2 separate regions of the Homo sapiens genome follow, and region 2 is linked to region 1. The links are chromatin contacts, found by Hi-C or POLR2A ChIA-PET in ENCODE. All regions are on one chromosome and are shown on one strand. Each heading gives the region's core, a stretch centred on a gene start or an enhancer-like site at or near the end of the contact. The rest is flanking DNA. Distances are from core to core; before and after follow the strand shown.

Region 1 (6,471 bases), core at 2,428-4,927:
GACTCTGAAGGCCAAGAGGTAAGTTTCCTAAGCAACCGGGCCTGCTGGTCTTGAGCCCTCCCCTGTGCCTTTTTTTTTGAGTCTCCCTCCGTCACACAGGCTGGAGTGCAGTGGCGCCATCTCGGCTCATCTCCGCCTCCAGGTTCAAGCGATTCTCCTGCCTCAACCTCCTAAGGGAACCTGCCACCATGGCCCGGCTAATTTTTGTATTTTTAGTAGTGACGGGGTTTCACCATGTTGGCCAGGCTGGTCTCGAACTCCTGACCTTGCCTCGGCCTCCCAAAGTGCTGGGATTACAGGCGTGAGCCACCATGCCCAGCCCTTCCCCTCTGACTTCTTCTGTCTCAAAACTGAAAAGGCCTGTTACTTGAAACAGAGCTCTCCCAGACCTCTGCTTTACACTTACTAAGTAACTTCCCAGTGTTCATCTTCTCCAGGGAAACCTGGCCGTACTTGAGTGAGGCTCAGTGAAAAGAACATAAAACCCTCAATAGGACCCTCAATAGGACTGTAGCCCAGAGCTGTGGGTGGGGTCTGAAGAGTGATGGTGGAACAGCAGTAAATCCCCTCCCAGGCCACGCTGGTCAGAGTCAGCCACAGGCCTGAGCCGCTGGCTTGCCAAAGTCCCCAAGCCCAAGACACACATTAAAAAGGCATCGCCCTTCGACAAGTTCCCTGGGGGGCTTACAACCTCAGCACTGATATTTTACTTGCATTTTTATCCTCGGATGCAAAGTCCTGAGGACACTCCTGAGGGACTCCCCAGGAGCCGATTCCTCAGATGCAAAAAGTCCTGAGGAGGGACAGTGGCAGATGGCTGGAGAATGTGCTCCTCCCCCCAGGGCTTCCTTCTGCCATAGGGAAGTAGGGGTTCATCTCAGCAGGCCCCATCCTCTGGCAATCATGCTTCTCAAGCGTCAGCTCCCCTGGGTGTACTAATATAAACTCTAAGATGGGCTGGGCACTGTGTGTGCTGGTTTATTCCGATTAGAATATGGAGAAGATTAAATAACAGCAACAGCATCTAAGAAGCTGAGGCACAGAGAGGTAATGCAACCTTCCTTCCTCAATGTCTCATCTGGACTTCACACCCCAGGGCCTCCTGAAACCTGCACGATAAGGTCTTCTTAGCGGCCAGGCTCCTCTGTGGAGGCCCATCGAGGTGGATCTGCTGGGTGAGGGGCTCAGCCGAGCACCCTGGGAAACTCAGTTCCAAGGGGCTGATTTCAAATCCAGAAACCAAGTAGCAGAATCCTGCGACTTCAAAAGCCACAACAAGGAAGCCCCCCGGGAGGAGCTGAAACCTTGAGTGGAGGGAATCAGGATTGGAAATGACCTAAGCACAGGGCGGGGCTTCCTCAGTGGCTTCTTAGGTAGGTTTTCGGACCTCCCTGCCCACTCTGCTGTTCCCCAGTGCCGGACACCCACCACGGATGGAGAGCCTCATTTAACTGGACACCCACAACAAAGTGTGCAAAACCAAAAAGGAGCAGGCTCCAAAGACGTTGCTGCATTTTTCCACGCAGGCCAGCCCTGGAATCGGGGAGCATGCAAGTTAATGGGGCCTCATCCCCCCTTCTCCCGCCCAACCCTGAGATTCTCAGGGAGGTCCCCAGGAGTGTCCACTTCAGGAGTGGAGGGGTCTAGCCCTTAAGAGCAGGAGAATGAGAAGAGAGGGCCTTCAGCCTGTCAAGTTTTCTTATACTTTACTTAAAAAAAAAAAAATTCAAGTTAAGGAAACACACAGCTGGAAAACAAAAGGAGAAGCAGAAGATATCGATTACCTTTAACTTTGATTTCTCGGATCAAAGATCACAGTCATTCTGTTTCATAATATGTTTTGTATCCAGCTAAGGTGTGTGTCTATCAGCTCTGAAAAAGATTTGCAAAATCATTTTTGAGAAGAAAAAAAAAAATCACCTTTGATCTCTCTTACGCTTCCAACTCATGCCGATATCATCCAAGCCCAGGAGGGAACTTAACCCTTTGGCTCTAGTTTAAGCCAGAATTCTGCAACATCTTAGCATTTGTGCCAGAATTAACCCAACACTAGGGTAATAATCATGGAGATGAGGGACTCTGTGCAAAGTGCATTACATTATGTGGGGTGTGGGATCAGGGGAGCGTGTTCAGGGTGGACAAAAGGGCTGCTGTGGGTATGTGATGGGGTTTCAAATCATGGCCAACTACAAAGAGAAAATTAAGCTGGTTTCTGCTGCAGTCAAAGGAAAATCAGAATTTCATTAAAGATCTACTCAACTGTTATCTTCCTTCAGGCATCTACAGATACTAAACTGGGCCCCAGTTTCCTTCTTACTAGTGATATCACCTCAGTGGTCAGGGAAATTCATAAAACTGCACATTTTCTTCCTGTTTTTTGTCAACAATGGAAAAAAAAGCTCCTGCCCTATCAGAACAACGAAGGCACTTGAATGAGACCTGGGGAGTCTATTGTAAATAATACTCCTCTCTACATGTGTACAATGCCTGTGGCTTTCAAAACACCTGTCTTCCCAATCCCCTTTGGCCGAATTGGAATACCCAAGTCCATTCCAAATGCCTGATTTAGAAATGTTTTCTGAGTCCAATTTCTTACAGGGAATAATGCAGCGTTATTAGAAATGTCAAGTAAACTAGGATGCTTTTTCAAATAGAGGCATAAGCTCCCTGAAATCTCATCTTCAAGGGAGACAGAATGCTCAATAAATGAGATCCTTTCAGCGCTTATGCAGTTAGAGGCCTGGATTTCCCAATGTTGGGCTCCAACAGGAATTGGCTAGTTGGGGTTGGCTACTGCTGCCCTGGGGCAAAAGAAGCACTTCATCTCTCCTCCTTTTCTGACCATGCATCTCAGGCCATCTCCCAAAGCAAACATTTCCAGGTGGATGTGGCCCTAAGGCAGCTCCCACACTAAACTGCCCAGTCTCCACTTGAAACTGACTTCTTCCAAGTCCAAGAGCAGACAGTACTGTCGGATAATTCACTCAGGGCCTTAAAATACCACCTCTATCCTGACGATGGCCACATTAATGTTTTTAACCCAGACCATCACTCCTGAATTTCAGATTGCAATATCTACCTGCCCAAACTTCACAGGGCCAAAACCAATCTCTGGATCCTCACCCCTCCTCCCCGTGTCTCACCTGTTCCCATGATGGGAAACACACATTCTCTCTTTCCAGTTGTTCAGGCCAACCTGTGTGTTCCCTGACTCCTTGTTCACAGCCCACATCCCACCCACCCATACATGCTTCTGGATTTACCCCAGGTAGCCAGAAACCAACAACCTCCACTGCCACCCCGGCCCTACAGCAAGGTGATCCTGTTGGAACTGATGTTAGAGCACGCCACTCCCTGTTTTGCTCAGCTGACAGCTCTAAAGTTCTGTAATGACCAACACGTTGTCACTTTATCCATATCTACTCATTTAAGGAGCACTTCAGTGGATCTCAGGCATCAGGCACAGGTCTGAAGTCACACCCTTGGAGGAGTCGTTCGAATCTAGTTGGAACCCCAGGGACCAGGTTCTTCAGACCATCCACCCAGAACACGAGTTCTCTCTCCAAACCTTCAAACACCAAACCACATGGTGCCCAGTGTTAATATGGGGGGTGGGGGGGCACAATGGCGCTATCTCAGGGGACTCGAGAAACCAAGCCCTGTTCTGTCACCTTCTCAGAGAAATAGAAAGCATCACATGATGGCTCCGTCTGCAGCATTCGGAGGTGCAGCTTCCTGTTTAGTCATAGAGTTTCACTCTTTGTCAGCTTCTTTGTGGAAGACAGAGGCAGGGCCTGTCTTCATTCAACTGAGGCCCGAAATCAACTCGGGACCAGGCCACCGCCAAACACCCTCCTCCGCAGGTGGCTACTCGCTCTGCCTTCCTTCATCCTCACAGACATCTCCGGGGGTGGTGGTGAGAGTTCCATTTCTCAGGTCAAGTTAGTAAGGCAGAGAAAGATGGGGCGACTTGTCCAGGAACAGCCTCCTAGCATTGGGTAGAGACCAGATGTGGCCCCAGCTCTATGGGTACTAGTCCTGGGCTAGGGTTTCCCCAATTTGAAAGATCTTCTGGCTGCCCTGGGGCCTCTGTTAAAATGTAGACTCACATCAGAAGCTGTTGGAACATAAGCACTTCAACAGTGCCTCTGCCTCAGTCTCCCCAGCCACGAGATGGGGATGAGAACACTTCCTTGGCAAAGTCACTGAGGATTAAATGAGATGCTATAGGCCAGGCACAGTGGCTCATGCCTGTAATCCCAGAACGTTGGGAGGCCGAAGTGGGTGGATCACTTGAGGTCAGGAGTTTAAGACCAGCCCGGCCAATATGGTGAAACCCCGTCTCTACTAAAAATACAAAAATTAGCTGGGTGTGACGGCAGGTGCCTGTAACCTCAGCTACCTGGGAGGCGGAGGTTGCAGTGAGCTGAGATGGTGCCACTGTACCCCAACCTAGGCAACAGAGCAAGACTGTCTCAAAAAAATAAAAATAAATGAGATGCTATAGCTGGCTCATTGGCATGTGTTTATTAAGCCCACAATATGGTCCCCTAAAGAAGATGGAAGAGAAAGAGACAAAGACCAGTCTAAAAGAGGCCATTCCAATAACCAAGGATACCATTCTGTTTCCCTACATATTTAAATGGGAGGTAAGTCCATTGATCCACGTGAATGTGCTGGTCAGTTGTCAGTAATATGGAGATGCGGACGTCAAGAGAAAAGGCAGTATTTAGACTTACTACATGGTCCCTAAGTGTCATCTACAAATCCTCCCAAAGACACAGGGGTACCTCAAAAACCACAATTACTTTTGCGCCAACCTAATACAAGGTTACAGCCTAAGACCTATACAGTGGCCTTGCATTTTTACCCCAGGCATAAACTGGTGAGTCATCCCACTGATCCTATGGACTAGGTGATAATTTAAGATGTAAATTAGAAGTGGTTCACTGATGAGCTTAATCAATGGTGATAATTTTCATAAAAACACAAGGTGTCAACAAATAGCCATTACAGACAAAAGTACAGACCCAAGAATCTGTCTCCTTGACAAATATACAACTAGCTTCCCAGACTTCTGAGCTCACAGGCATGCACGTTTGAATGGGATGGAATTTAAGGGAAACCCTGCGTGCATCTCCGTGGTGGAACCAATGGGAATCAGGCACTGGTCTAAGGGACGTCCAGTTTTGTGTTTCTACAATGCAAGTCAGATGTCCCCTCCTAGCCAGTGTAGAATATGCTACCATCATCTCCATTGTCTGCTTTTTTGCAATGATTGCACATCAACTTACAATCTACGGAGAAACAATTGGTGACTTTCTCAACTAAGCTGCCCGACAAGGAAGGACTAACCAACTGTGTAAACTCAGACCTGAACTGCCCATTTCTATTCTCCAATTCAGCAGAATTTCTTCTGATTACATGCAACTAAGCTGCACCTCTCCTATCAAGCAACCACACGGCTTCTAAAGTAGCAACCACAGGCAGGAAAGCATTCTAAACAAACCACAGTTTACTTCCTTGTCCTTCAGCCAGTTCATCACCACCTCGGCCCCAACCCTCTGCTAAGAAACATCAGCCAACAGCACAAGCCCTGCAAAATAACTTGCTGCCTTTGGAAAAAAAAAAAGGCAAAAGAAAAGCACTTGTTACTATATTGAATTGAGACATAGGAAACAAACAGTAATTCAAACCCACAAATCAGCCTGTGATCACAAATGAGATAATAAAATAAATACCTGAGTTTTGGGGAAGACATATACCATAAACCCCCTCTGGGGGTTAGAGGAATTAACCAAACATTTCTTTTAAGACATTTGAGTATATGCCTCTTTGCTTATCCAAGAGAGATGGAATTGTAAGCAGGTCAGACACTCCCAGGTGGATTAGCAGGTGGGAGCAGTAAGAAAGATTTCCACCCTAACTTGCTTTGCTCATGTCACAGAATCATGCAAAACCTCCCCCTCTTCTGGGAGAAGGGGCAAAACCCCTGGCCTGGCTTCATAAAGATATTTCTTCAAATACCAACATGGCCCCTGATTCTTAGAAAGAATTCACTGGATATTTATTGAATTTCCAGTCCAGTCTCCATCTCGCCCTCCCATAAGTTCACCTTCCAGATCATTCTATGTTTACCCACATATGCCAGGACCAGCTCACAGCACAGGCCCAACATGGGACACACCTCCCCCCAACACATCCACATTCTCCCGAAGCCCAACTCAAGCGCACGTCCTGGAAGCAGAGGCATCCCTGGCCATGTCACAGTTTCTTCCACAAACCTTTGGATCTATCTTTTGTATTTTAAGTCTTGGATTTCCCATAAGAGATGTCAACCATACTCCCTCCATACCTTCCAGATTCACAGGCAAGAGAAGCCACTAGGCTTCCTGCAAAGAAATTTCTCAAGATCTGAGTAGGGACCAGGCTCTGTCTTAAATTTCTCCAAGTGAGATCCACATGCGTGGC
Region 2 (6,763 bases), core at 2,720-5,219, 250 kb after region 1:
GCCTGCTAGGAATCAGCGGAAGAGACAGTGGCATAAAAGGTCACTTCTTGCCAGGCGCAGTGGCTCACGCCTGTAATCCCAACACCTTGGGAGGCTGAAGTGGGCGGATCACCTGAGGTATGGAGCCTCAAGACCAGCCTGGCCAACATAGTGAAAACCCATCTCTACTAAAAAAAAGTGCAAAAAATTCACTGGGCCGGTGGGTGCCTGTAATTCCAGCTACTCGGGAGGCTGAGGCAGCGGAATTGCTTGAACCCAGGAGGAGGAAGTTGCAGTGAGCTGAGATCACACCACTGCACTCCAGCTTGGGCAACAGAGCAAGACTCCATCTCAAATAAATAAATAATAGTCACTTCTTGATCCAAATGTCTTGTACTTGAAATTGAACTTCCTATCACTTGACTGATAAAAATAAATACTTAAGAAGAAAGAACAGCATCATCTTCCTAAAATGTGATCATTAAGAAATGACTATTTATAGACCGGGCACGGTGGCTCATGCCTGTAATCCCAGCACTTTGTGGGGCCAAGGATGGTGGATCACTTGAGGTAAGGAGTTCAAGACCAGCCTAGCCAACATGGTGAAACCCTGTCTCTACTAAAAATACAAAAAAATTAGCCAGGCGTGGTGGCACACACCTGTAATCCCAGCTACTCGGGAGGCTGAGGCAGGAGAATCCCTTAAACCCGGGAGGCGGAGGTTGCAGTGAGCTGAGATTGTGGCACTGTACTCCAGCCTGAGCAACAGAGCAAGACTTCATCTCAAAACAAACAAATAAACTAAAAATACAAAATTAGCCAGGCATGGTGGCATATGCCTATAGTCCCAGCTACCCAGGAGGCTAAGGCAGGAGAATAGCTGGAACCCAGGAGGCGGAGGTTGCAGTGAGCCAAGATTGCACCTTTGCACTCCAGCCTGGGTAGCAGAGCGAGACTCTGTCTCAAAAAAGAAAAAGAAAAAAAAAAGAAATGACTATATATTAACTCTATTCTGAGCCAACACTAATATCACATGGGACAGAGCTTTTGCCTCTATGGCCCATGGATAAGCTAACACCAAGGGAGGCACATCTGACAGTTTCCTACAGTGTCTGTAAAACACTGTCCAGCCCTGCTCAAACAGCCCCCGCTGTCTTCTTCTGAACAACCACAATCCTGTTTTGAGACCCCACTTCGGTGGTTAATCAATAATACTGATGGAAGAATTCCCCTATAGTTCCTAACCTCTGTTCTTTGACCTTACCCCTTGGGTCCAAGGTCATGGCAACGTGGTGGTAAAACTCCAACACCCTCCTAAATCTTTCTGCTTCACACTCCGAGCTCATTCATGCACACATCTGAATGCTGTCATTGTCTGGACCTGAGGCTGAGGCTCAGGCTATACCCAGGCATGGAGGGGAACTGCATACATCTTATGGTTCACCAAGAATGTGCTCATAAAAAAACAAACCAACCAACCTCGTAGCCGCAGAAGGACCGCGAGATTGCCTGCCCTCCCCGGCACCATGTACTTGAGCTCTCCAGCAGGTTTTACACTCACGTTCAGCAACAAGATTAAGACGAGGCAAAAGGAGACAAACGGGACCTTTTACACACATGGTCAAAGATGTGCAGAGAGAAGGTGGAAGGCAATGCATCGTGGCATGATTTATGATAGCCAAAAGGGGGAAACCTCCTAAGTGGTAAGCTTGGGAGATAGAACAAATACTCTGTGGTGTACGTACGCAGAAGAATATTGTATAGCCATTAAAAAACCTCTTATTGGCCCAATGCAGTGCTTACGCCTGTAATTCCAGCACTCTGGGAGGCTGAGGCAGGACAGTTGCTTGAGTTTGGAGTTTGAGATTGGCCTGGTCAACATAGCAAGACCCCCATTGCTACAATAAAATACAAAAATTATCCAGGTGTGGTGGTGTGCGCCTCTCATCCCAGCTACTTGGAAGGCTGAGGCGGGAGGACTGCTTGAGGCCAGGAGGTCAAGGCTGCAGTGAGCCAAGACTGCACCACTGTATTCCAGCCTGGGCAATACAGCAAGATCCTACCTCAAAAAAATAAGCAAAACACATTAAAAAAGAAAGAAATTCTGTGACTTGCAGCAACATAGGTGGAACTGGAAGTTGCTAAGTGAAACATGCTCATTTTAATTTTCCTTTCTAAGGGATGAATCCTAATGAGGTGGGTGGTAAAGGCAAGATACTCAGAAGGTAGGCTGCCAGGGTCTGGCAGAAAAAGGCTTATTTTCACCAAGCTCGGAAGCTTCCCCAGATGAGAAAAGAGGGAAGGGACCAAAGAATAAAAATAAAAAATAAAAATTCCACTGCACTTGGAAGATGCAGAGTGTCTGAACATTACCTCCAAACAGGGCACCCTGTTTGGCTAAAAATAGCCAGAGACTGTGGTACTTCATCCAGTATCAGCCCTGAGTCTCCCACACACAGGCATCTTCACTCTCTGGAGCACTTCAGGAGTTTACAAAGCACTTTCAAGCCATCATCCCCTGGGGAGGAAAGTGGTATTGTGGGTTGCATAGTCCAGACTCTAGGCATGGGCTGTCTGGTTTTAATCGTGCCAGCTATGCGACCATGGGAACTTTCCTTAGCCAACTTACACTTCATCTACAAAATGGGCACAATCATTGTGACTCTATCATAAGAGGGGCTCATAGCCCAGGGCCTGGCACAGAGCAGGTATTCAATAGGTGATCATTTCTCACTGCCGTCAGTACCACTGTTATCACCATTACTACCTCATCTTTAGCAAGGACCTGTGAAGTCAATGGCCCTAGTCCCTCTTTACCTTTGAGGAGGCTGAGGTGCAGCAATGATTTGCTTAAAATCGCACAGCTAGGCCGGGTGCAGTAGTTCACGCCTGTAATCCCAGCACTGTGGGAGGCCAAGGCGGGCAGATCACTTGAGGTCAGGAGCTCGAGACCAGCCTGGCCAACATGGTGAAACCCTGTCTCTACTAAAAATTCAAAATTAGCCGGGCGTGGTGGTAGATGCCTGTAGTCCCAGCTACTTGGGAGGTGAGGCAAGAGAATTGCTTGTACCTGGGAGGCGGAGGTTGAAGTGAGCCAAGATCGTACCACCGCACTCCAGCCTGGGCAGCAGAGCGAGAATCCGTCTCAAAAAAAAAAAAAAAAAATCACACAGCTGATTGAATTGAAAGTTACAAGTTAAACATGGCCAGCAATTGCACTGCAGAAGCAGGGAAGGCCAATGTGATGCCCTCACCTTCCATGAAAGTGAGTAGACAGGGTCTTGAAATACAGACATGCATTTATGCCACTGGGAGGCTACAGGAACCCACGGCAGATGTTTCAGTAAAACTCAGCCCTCGCTGAGGTCACAGTGCAATGATATTCCATGTCCTGGCACATTTGTAAAAACTGAGCTACTAAAAGCAAAGTGTAAAGCTGCATCTATAATTTACAGTTGTGCTTTTAAATTTTAAAAAATACTTTAATAGGCTGGGTGTGGTGGCTCACGCCTGTACTCTCAGCACTTTGGGAGGCCAAGGTGGGTGAGTCACAAGGTCAGGAATTTGAGACCAGCCTGGCCAATATGGTGAAACCCCGTCTCTACTAAAAATACAAAAATTAGCTGGGCGTGATGGCGTGCACCTGTAGTCCCAGCTGCTCGGGAGGCCGAGGCAGGAGAATCACTTGAACCCAGGAGACGGAGGTTGCAGTGAGCCGAGATGGTGCCACTGCACTCCAGCCTGGGTGACAGAGTGAGACTCCGTCTCAAAAAAAAAAATAAAAAATAAAAAATATATATATATTTTAATGAAGCGTGAGGGTAATTCTAATACATGCAAAGAATTATCTCTGCAAGTATACTCAGATATTAATAACAGCGGGTGTCGCAGAGGAAGAAGCCTGGGAGAATGGAAGTCAGGGAAGGAGAGCAACAGGCTTCTCACTCTGTGCCATGAGCATGTGCTAGCCATGGAGACACTCTGCATGTTACCTAGAACTGCTGATTCATTGCTCTGGAATTATTCAGCTATTCAAGACCCAGTGAAATACAGCAAGCAGCTTTCATTCATACACACACATGTGCATCCATGTGCACACACATACTAACATGGCACACAGGAAAATACATCACACATACACACACACACACACACACGTATACCTGAACACAAGCGTAAGTCCTACAGAAATGTGAAAGTCATATGACTTTCTTTTTTTTAAATTTTTTTTTTGAGACAGTCTCGCTCTGTTGCCCAGGCTCGAGTGCAGTGGTGCAATCTCGGAAAGCCATATGACTTTCTAAAGGAAGTTACTTAATTCACCCTCCTTCCTGTTTAATTATATGTACTACAGCATGATTCTGTACTGGTCCTCTCTCTCTCTCTCCATATATATATATACACACACACACACAAAGTAAATATTATTTTATATATTTATATATTATGTCAATATTTAAATTATTATTTACATAATATATATTTACATAATATATTATATAATATATATTTACATAATATATTATATAATATATATTTACATAATATATTATATAATATATATTTACATAATATATTATATAATATATATTTACATTATATATATTTCTTTACATATTTATAATATGTAAATATTTACATATTATAAATATGCATATCATATATTATATAAATACACATAAAATAAAATAAATATATATGTATATTTAAATATGCATACATTTAGAAGGAGTCTGAGAAAATCTATACCAGAACATAAACAGTAGTAGTTATCGCCAGGTGGCAAGAATCACAGGTTATTTTTTATCTTCTTTTTGATTCTACAATTTCTCCCTTTTCTGTAGTGAAGACATTAGTACTTGTGATTTTAAAACCTTTTTTGGCCAGGAGTGGTGGCTCACGCTTGTAATCCTAGCACTTTGGGAGGCTGAGGTGAGTGGATCATTTGAGGTTAGGAGTTTGAGACCAGCCTGGCCAGCATGGTGAAACCCTGTCTCTACTAAAAATATAAAAATTAACCAGGCATGGTGGTGGGCACCTGTAGTCCCAGCTACTCAGGAGGCTGAGGCAGAAGAATGGTTTGAACCCGGGAGGCGGAGATTGCAGTGAGCCAAGATCACACCACTGGGCGACAGAGCAAGACTCTGTCTCAAAAGCGCCTGGCCAAAAAAAGAAAAAAAGTTTTTTAAATATGAAAAATTCATGGAAAAGACAAGTGAATGAGCCATGGACAGAGCTGATCCTAGCTGCTTACAGGACAGCACCTCCTGGCTCAAACCAAGAAACAAAGGCTTGGAAAGTTGCATTATCACCAAGGCCCCCACTGCCACTCCCCACCACCCACTCTCGACACTGTGGAACATCCTGGAAATGGTGGGATGCTGTCAGGGCTGAGGCCTGCTCGCTCCAGCATCTGAGCAGTGCTCCGCTCCTCCGGGTCCGACTGTATCTATTTCATTTCCTCCGTGACTTACTGTACGGTGGCAGGGAGGGCCCAGCGCCCCCAGGCTGTAATCGATAGCTGAATAAAGACACTTCAAGGTTCCCCAACTGGAATGTGCACAGGAAACAAATTTAGGAAATCCTGCTTTCTGTTACAGGAAATGAATCCTACGCCAACTGGTAGAAATTACTCCAGCAGCTCCCAAGTAAAATGCATACTGGTTTCTACACATGTTCCATAAACTGACCTTGCCTAGGCTAGCAATGTTTTATTGATATTGAATTTCAAAGGCACGATTCTAGAGCCAGCCAAGTCTATGCAGAATCCTACAGGGACTTGGAAACAGTACGGCTTTCTGAAAGATTTCACCTTAACTAGATTTAGCCTCCTCTGAGCCTCATGAGGCATTTATATAAACCTATTTGTATTTGGCAGTAGGCGGCCTCTGAAGTAGTTTTTAGAAGGCTGATCAGGAAGACATTAACAATGACTATACCTTTAGTAAGATTATGGGCTACTTTTTACTTTTCTGATCAATGCATTCATGTGTTCTACTATAGACATAAAATAACTGTGCAATACAAAATAATAAAAGTTGTAAAAAAAAAACCACAGCAAGGCCAGTCGCAGTGGCTCACGCCTGTAATCCCAACACTTTGGGAGGCCAAGGCGGGCGGATCACGAGGTCAGGAGATCGAGACCAACCTGGCTAACACGGTGAAACCCCATCTCTACTAAAAATACAAAAAAAAATAGCCGGGCGTGGCAGCGTGTGCCTGTAGTCCCAGCTGCTGGGGAGACTGAGGCAGAAGAATGTTGTGAACCCGGGAGGCAGAGCTTGCAGTGAGCCGAGATCACGCCACTGCACTCCAGCCTGGGTGACAGAGCAAGACTCCGTCTCAAAAAAAAAAACAACCACAGCAAAAAGGTAACACTGGCCTCTGAAGACACCAAAGGCCAAAGGAAAGTAGTTCTTTTTTTTTTTCTCAATCATGATTCAGAATCTTAGAAAAACAAGACAAATCTGATTTCAAGTGCAATTCATCCACAGAAGAGATAAAGTACCATTCACTTTGAGAAAAAGCGGCCGAGAAGTGCAAAGCATTCCATGAAAGATTTATCCTCATGGAAAAATCTTTGCACAGCCCTAAAACAAATACACCAAAGTCCAGTGGGAGCAGAGGAGTGGGCAACGGGCATTAAAGCCTCCAGAGATGCCAACAGGAGCATCAGGGGCCTCAGGCAGGACTTGCTTCTCAGATCATCAGCATCTGGAGCTTGCTCAAATTTGAATTCCGCTGGGTGCGGTGGTTACGCCTGTAACCCCAGCACTTTAGGAGG

What was found. Hi-C counts contacts between places; a loop is a spot of excess contacts on that map. ChIA-PET counts read pairs that join two places held with the same protein, here RNA polymerase II (POLR2A). Pooled maps may share reads with other maps.
Region 2: a pooled map shows a loop between it and region 1 (2.3-fold over the local background). The contact joins two enhancer-like sites. A Hi-C loop is called at or near these places in 1 of 37 single-sample maps with no recorded cell type and 6 of 50 pooled maps. POLR2A ChIA-PET finds 5 or more read pairs at or near these places in 2 of 52 experiments (OCI-LY7 and activated CD8-positive, alpha-beta T cell).

Annotation. Positions count from the first base shown.
Region 1 is chr20:51,396,859-51,403,329 of GRCh38, forward strand. It overlaps NFATC2 (nuclear factor of activated T cells 2), which reads right to left. Exons shown (of 11, transcript NM_012340.5): 10 at 1,785-1,872. The coding sequence ends at 1,829. LOC105372663 (a long non-coding RNA gene) reads left to right here. Exons shown (of 3, transcript XR_936848.3): 3 at 1-131. Among named protein-coding and RNA genes, the nearest start is that of MIR3194, 53 kb to the right of the region's middle. RefSeq lists an enhancer at 3,588-4,057. Within about 2 kb of position 3,678, at least 8 of the 41 ENCODE cell types and tissues checked have a DNase peak (open chromatin) inside an H3K27ac peak, as active enhancers do; they include OCI-LY7, where a contact is called at or near this core.
Region 2 is chr20:51,646,787-51,653,549 of GRCh38, forward strand. All of the region lies in intron 14 of ATP9A (ATPase phospholipid transporting 9A (putative)), which reads right to left. Among named protein-coding and RNA genes, the nearest start is that of NFATC2, 110 kb to the left of the region's middle. Within about 2 kb of position 3,970, at least 4 of the 41 ENCODE cell types and tissues checked have a DNase peak (open chromatin) inside an H3K27ac peak, as active enhancers do; they include OCI-LY7, where a contact is called at or near this core.